Linked DNA regions of Homo sapiens: region 1 is linked to region 2. Evidence: read pairs that join two places in POLR2A ChIA-PET (ENCODE). Cell type or tissue: Caco-2. All regions are shown on one strand. Links, peaks and the distances in the headings refer to the core of each region. The heading gives the core; the rest is flanking DNA.

The links. ChIA-PET counts read pairs that join two places held together with the same protein. Peaks named below come from ENCODE experiments on the same cell type or tissue, not always from the same donor. Only the 100,000 strongest peaks of a DNase experiment are listed, where the experiment ranks them.
Region 1: POLR2A ChIA-PET joins it to region 2 with 5 read pairs; 3 of 35 experiments call an interaction of 5 or more read pairs at or near these places.

Annotation. Positions count from the first base shown.
Region 1 is chr7:73,949,558-73,952,057 of GRCh38, reverse strand. No RefSeq gene overlaps it. Among named protein-coding and RNA genes, the nearest start is that of ELN, 77 kb to the left of the region's middle. In Caco-2, for the core only: no CTCF peak of the experiment used is centred there; no DNase peak of the experiment used is centred there.
Region 2 is chr7:73,741,016-73,745,046 of GRCh38, reverse strand. No RefSeq gene overlaps it. Among named protein-coding and RNA genes, the nearest start is that of ABHD11, 4.2 kb to the right of the region's middle. RefSeq lists a silencer at 1,926-2,045 and enhancers at 1,840-2,373, 1,330-2,529, 2,374-2,908. In Caco-2, for the core only: no CTCF peak of the experiment used is centred there; DNase peaks (open chromatin) are centred at 1,956, 2,546 and 3,276; H3K4me3 peaks cover 959 bases.

The DNA of each region.
Region 1 (2,500 bases), core at 1-2,500, 210 kb before region 2:
CTCACTGCAGCCTCTGCCTCCTGGGTTCAAGCCATTCTCTTGACTCAGCCTCCCAAATAGCTGAGATTGCAGGCACACGCCACCATGCCCAGCTAATTTTTGTATTTTTAGTAGAGATGGGGTTTCACCATTTTGTCCAGGCTGGTCTTGAACTCCTGACCTCAGGTGATCCACTGCCTCAGCCTCCCAAAGTGCTTGGATTACAGGCGTGAGCCACTGCGCCCAGCCTAAAATATGTATGATTATTGAAAGCAAAAAGTATAATATTGTCTAATAAGTATTTTAAAAATAAGCTTTATTTTTTAGAACAGTTTTAGATTCTACTGGAGTTTTCAATGTTTGTAGATGGAATAATCTGATAACTACAACATAGTAAGGATAGGGGAAAGGAACCTACACGATAGCCAGGTTCCTACATTTTACAAGTAGTAAAATATTAATTCTAAGCAGAAAGTAAAAAGTTTGGTGTACATATTGTAATTTTTAGAGCCACCACTAAAAGAATACTATACAAAAAGATATAGTAAAATAATCAAGTGATAAATTAAAATTGAATACTAAAGCAATATTCAAATAACCCAAAAGAAGGCAGGAAAGGAAACAGTGAGGAATAAAAAAACAGAGCAGCCGGTCTCAGTGGCTCACGCCTGTAATCCCAGCACTTTGGGAGGCCGAGGCGGGCAGATCACCTGAGGCCAGAAGTTTGAGACCAGCCTGGTCAACACAGTGAAACCCTGTCTCTACTAAAAATACTAAACGTAGTGGGGCATGGTGGTGGGTGCCTGTGGTCCCAGCCACTCAGGAGGCTGAGGCACGAGGATCGCTTGAGCCCAGGAGGCAGAGATTGCGGTGAACTGAGATCGCACCACTGCACTTCAGCCTGGGCGACAGAGCAAGACCTTGTCTCCTGTCTCAAACAAACAAACAAACATAGAGAGCAAACAGAAAATAATGAATAAAATGATAGACCTAAATCCAAGTACATCAACAATAACAATGAATGTAAATGTTCTAATCACACCAACTAAAAGACAAAGATTGACAGAAGAGTTTTTTTTTAAAAGACATGACTATACATTTTGTTGTTGCTGTTGTTTTATTTGTTTTATTTTATTTTATTTTTTTGAGACAGAGTCTTGCTCTTTCACCCAGGCTGGAGTGCAGTGGCACCATCTTGGCTCATTGCAACCTCTGCCTCCCGGGTTCAAGCAATCTTCGTTCTTCAGCCTCCTGAGTAGCTGGGACTACAGGTACGCGCTGCCACACCTGGCTAATTTTTTTGCATTTTTGGTAGAGACAAGGTTTTGTCATGTTGCCCAGGCTGGTCTCTAACTCCTGGCCTCAAGTGATCCGCTTGCCTCGGCTTCCCAAAGTGCTGGGATTATAGGCATGAGCCACTGCGCCTGGTCTGACTATACATTTTAATATAGGTAGGCTATAAGTTTAAAAATGGAAAAAGATATGTTATGTAAATGCTGGTCAAAGGAAAACCGAAGTGGTTATATTTACATAAGACAAAGTATACCTCAAAGCAAGGAAATTTACTATAGATTAAGAGGGACATTACATAATGGTAAAGACCCAAGGCAACACCATTTAAAATGTATACACATCTAAAAACAGAACCTCAAATATATAAAGCAAAACTGACAGAACTTGAGGAGAAAAAGACAAATTCACAATTATAGTTGGAAACACCAATGCTCCTCTTCAGGTATGGACAGAACAGATAGAAAATCAGCTAGGATATAGAACTAAACACAATCATAAACCAACTAACACTGATGAAACACTCCCATCCACAACTGTAGTCTTTTTGAAGGCACATAGCCAGGCATGATGGCACGTGCCTGCAATCCCAGCTATTCAGGAGGCTGAGGCACGAGGATCATTTGAACCCAGGAGTTGGAGGCTGTAGTGCACTATGATTGTGCTGGGAACAGCCACTGCACTCCAGCTGGGGTAACATAGCCGAGACCCATCTCTAAAAAAAAAAAAAAAAAAAAAAAAAGCACATGGAACATTCACTGAGATAGACCATGTCCTTGGTCATAAAATAAACCCAAAAAAGTGTTTATAATTTAAAATTACATAAAGTATGCTTTCTGATGATAATAGAATTTAACTAGAAGTCAGTAATAGAACACTAAAAAATATTCAAATGCCTAGAAAATAACTACACACTTCTACATAATCCTGGGTGAAAGGGGAAGTCTCAAGAGAAGTAGAAAATACTTTAATTTGAATGAAAATGAAAATAGAACATGTCAAAATATACAGGATGCAGCCAAATTAAAGGGGAATTTATGTAATTAAATGATTATATTAGAAAATAAGAGGCTAGGCACAGAGGCCTACACCTGTAATCCCAACATGTTGGGACGCCAAGGTGTGAGGATTGCTTGAGGTTAGGAGTTCAAGATTAGCCTAGGCAACATAACAAGATGCTGTGTCTACAAAAATTTTTTTTGAAATTAGCCTGGTGTGGTGGCACATACCT
Region 2 (4,031 bases), core at 924-3,423:
ATTAGCTGGGCATGGTGGCTCATGCCTGTAGTCCCAGCTACTCAGGAGGCTGAGGCAGGAGAATTGCTGGAACCCAGTAGGCAGAAGTTGCAGTGAGCCGAGATCGTGCCATTGCACTCCAGCTTGGGCAACAGAGTGAGACTTCATCTCAAAATAAATAAATAAAAGCCAGGCGCAGTGGCTTATGCCTGTAATCCCAGCACTTTGGGAGGCCGAGGCGGGCGGATCACAAGGTCAGGAGATCGAAACCATCCTGGCTAACATGGTGAAACCCCGTCTCTACTAAAAATACAAAAAAATTAGCCAGGCATGGTGGTGAGCACCTGTAGTCCCAGCTACTCGGGAGGTTGAGGCAGGAGAATGGTGTGAACCCAGGAGGCGGAGCTTGCAGTGAGCTGAGATCGCGCCACTGCACTCCAGCCTGGGGGACAGAGCGAGACTCTGCCTCATAAAATAATAATAAAAATAAATAAATAAATATATAAATAAATAAATAAATAAAATAAAGACACCAAAATGCAGACAGAGGAGACTGAGCTGTATCCTGCAGGCAAGTGGGGTAGAGGTTGCTGGGTGTCAAAATACACAGACTCTCTCACCATCCTCCATTCATTCCAAAAAGGAAGGTGTCCTCACCCTGCCACTTTAAGAATCACATCTGTAATCCCAGCACTTAGAGAGGCCGAGGCAGGAGGATCATTTGAGCCCAGGAGTTTGAGACCAGCCTGGGCAACAACAGCCAGACCCTGTCTCAATAAAAAAGAAAAAAGAAAGAATCTGTACATGTGATGAGACTGTTCCTGGGAGACACTGGGTCTTCCACAGAATCAGGAGGCAGAAAAAAATAGTTGACAACCAGTGGGGCACAGTGGCTCATGCCTGTAATCCCAGCACTTTGGGAGTCCGAGGCGGGTGGATCACCTGAGGTCAGGAGTTCGAGACCAGCCTGGCCAATACGGTGAAACCCTGTCTCTACTAAAAATACAAAAATAGCTGGGCGTGGTGGTGCGTGCCGGTAATCCCAGCTACTCTGAAGACTAAGGCAGGAGAATCGCTTGAACCTGGGAGGTGGAGGTTGCAGTGAGCCAAGATCGTGCCACTGCACTCCAGCCTGGGTGACAGAGCGAGACTCCATCTCAAAAAAAAAAATTGACAACTGTTACTGTCAGCAGGGCCTGTTGGAGGTTAGGGAGCAGAGGGAGCAATGACTGGAAGCAGGAGAATCTGTGGGGCTGGTGGGAATCTGTGGACAATCCGTGGGAAGGCTTGGTGGGCAGCAGGTGCGGGTGAGGCAGGGAGGTGGCAGAGAGAGCTTGTGGAGATGTTCTGGATACCAGAGCCCTGGCCTGATCCTGTACCGTCCCCACCTTCTCTGGATGACTGGGGCCAACCTAACCTGTTCCGAAGAAAATAAATACTCGGACATAATCCTTTGTTGTGAGATTAATTTGTTGTTTTGTTCACGGCTGCGTCTAGGAAGGTGCTTGGCGTGCAGTGAGAGGCTCTAATGGATCTGGGCTTGTTGAAGCAAGGCAGGAAGGAGCCAGTGTTCTCAAAGTGTTGGGTGAGTAGTAGGGGAGGCGCAGCCGGCAGCAGACCTGCAGGGATTACCATTCCCACATGGGAAAGGTTGCTGTGTGAGGATTAAACACAATAACGTATATGAAAATCCCGGCTGCTTAATACATCAACTCAGGTTCAAAATCTGGGAGGAGAGAAGCTGGGCTGATGTGGGGGTTGAGATGGGAGGAGGTTTCGAGCGGAGTCACATAGGGGCCCCCCAGGGACAGCCCCACGGGAAAGCTCCAGGGGTCTTTCGGGAAGCCCCGACTGGTGCCAGCACAGCTGACACTCCTGCCCCACCCGGCTGGCCAGCAGGAATTTGCCCCATGACCGCCCCTGGCAAGCTGCTGTCACCATGGCGACCGGCCACAAAACAAGCAGCCTGATTGTCCCTGCTCAGCGGGGCAGGTGAAACCCTGGCCACGTGACCGATACTGGGCCAGGTGCAGTTAAGGGACACCCGCCACCTCCCCTCCTTAACCCATTCAATGCCACCGCGCCACCTAGGCGCAGTGTCCCGGCCGCCTCAGGCCGCACCCCTTCGGCCCTTGGTCCCCACGGCCTGAAGGGTGGTGATGAAATACACGGAGCACTGCGTTAGGAGTCAGTGAAGGAAACAATCCGGGCTGTGCACTGGCTGAGTGACCTGGAGCTGGGTTACTTCGCCGTCCAAGCCTCTCTTTCCTCATCAGCAGAATAAGGACGGCACCCTCCCACTTCACAGGAAGCCTGGGAACACGGATGGGGCAGTGTACACTCGACCTCCAAAGAGCGATAGTCCATTTCACCTCCCACCTTCACCTCCACATGTCAGGGGCTCCGGAAGTCCTCCCCTCTGGCCTCCCCTAGAAGGAGGCCTTCGCCAACCAACAGCACGCTTCCTGGCCTGTTCCTAACAAGCTGAGAGGGCTGGGCAGCCCCCAGGATGACACCACCCCCAGATCCATTCCCAGGTAGCAACGACCCCTCCCCTGCCCCCACCACTTTCTCTGGAATGTTCAAGTGGAAACATCAAACCAACTGGTTTTTCTGCTTGCCTTCATCAGCCACCTGATCAGGGCTGGGGCCCAGGACTCTGAGTAAATATCTCAAGGCTGCTTCTGCCCCTAGATGTGGGGATCTTGGGCCAGGCTGAGATTACCTGGTGGAGGGTGGGGTGTATGGCAGGGATCAATTTGAAAGCACCTTTGAGGCCAGGCACAGTGGCTCATGCCTGTAATCCCAGCACTTTGGGAGGTCGAGGCAGGAGGATCACCTGAGGTCAGGAGTTTGAGATCAGCCTGCCCAACACGGTGAAACTCAGTCTCTACTAAAAATACAAAAATTAGCCGGGCATGGTGGCGCATACATGTAATCCCAGCTACTTGGGAGTCTGCAAAAGAGAATCGCTTGAACCCGGGAGGTAGAGGTTGCAGTGAGCTGAGATTGTCCCACTATACTCCAGCATAGGCAACAGAGAGACTCTCTCAAAACAAACAAACAAAAAAAAGCACCTTTGAAATACTATTGTTCTGAATCTTCAACCCCCACGCCCTTCACCCACCAACTCTAGAAAAACACCCACCAACTCTAGAAAAACACCCACCAACTCTAGAAAAACACTCTCCAAGGACCCCTCCCAGGCCTGGGACCAGCCCCCATACAGGGCTCAGATGTCCTCATCACTCCCCTAATTACTATGCGGGAAACATGATCACACCACCTGGTGTGCTTAGAGTCCTCGGTGACCTCAGCCCTCCTCAGATTGGAACCAAACACCTCAGGGTCCCATTAAGCAGGAGATGGAGCTTTACAGAGTTAGGACACATCCTCAGCTTGGCCAGCATGGTGAAATCCTGTCTCTGCCAAAAACAGAAAAAAATCAGCCAGGTGTGGTGATGCGCGCCTGTAGTCCCAGCTACTCGGGAGACTGAGGCATGAGAACTGCTTGAACCCGGGAGGCAGAGGTTGCAGTGAGCCAGGTTCCAGCCTCCATGACAGAGCCAGACCCTGTCTCAAAAAAAAAAAAAAATTAATGGCCAGGCGCAGTGGCTCACACCTGTAATCCCAGCATTTTGGGAGGCCGAGGCGGGCAGATCACCTGAGGTCGGGAGTTTGAACCAGCCTGACCAACGTGGAGAAACCCCGTCTCTACTAAAAATACAAAATTAGCCGGCGTAGTGGCGCATGCCTGTAATCCCAGCTACTCGGGAGGCTGAGGCAGGAGAGTCGCTTGAACCCAGTAGGTAGAGGTTGCGGTGAGCCAAGATCGCACCATTGCACTCCAGCCTGGGCAACAAGAGCAAAACTCCGTCTCAAAATATAATAGTAATAATTAATTAATTAATTATTTTTTTAAAAAAAAAGTTAGGACTCATCCTGTAGGTCCTGGACCGCCCTAAGGAGGTGGGGGAGGGGTCAGTGTAAGACTAGCTGGCCCAGGTGTCATATCCGGGAGGGCCACTAACCCAGCCACCCGCAGGACTTCC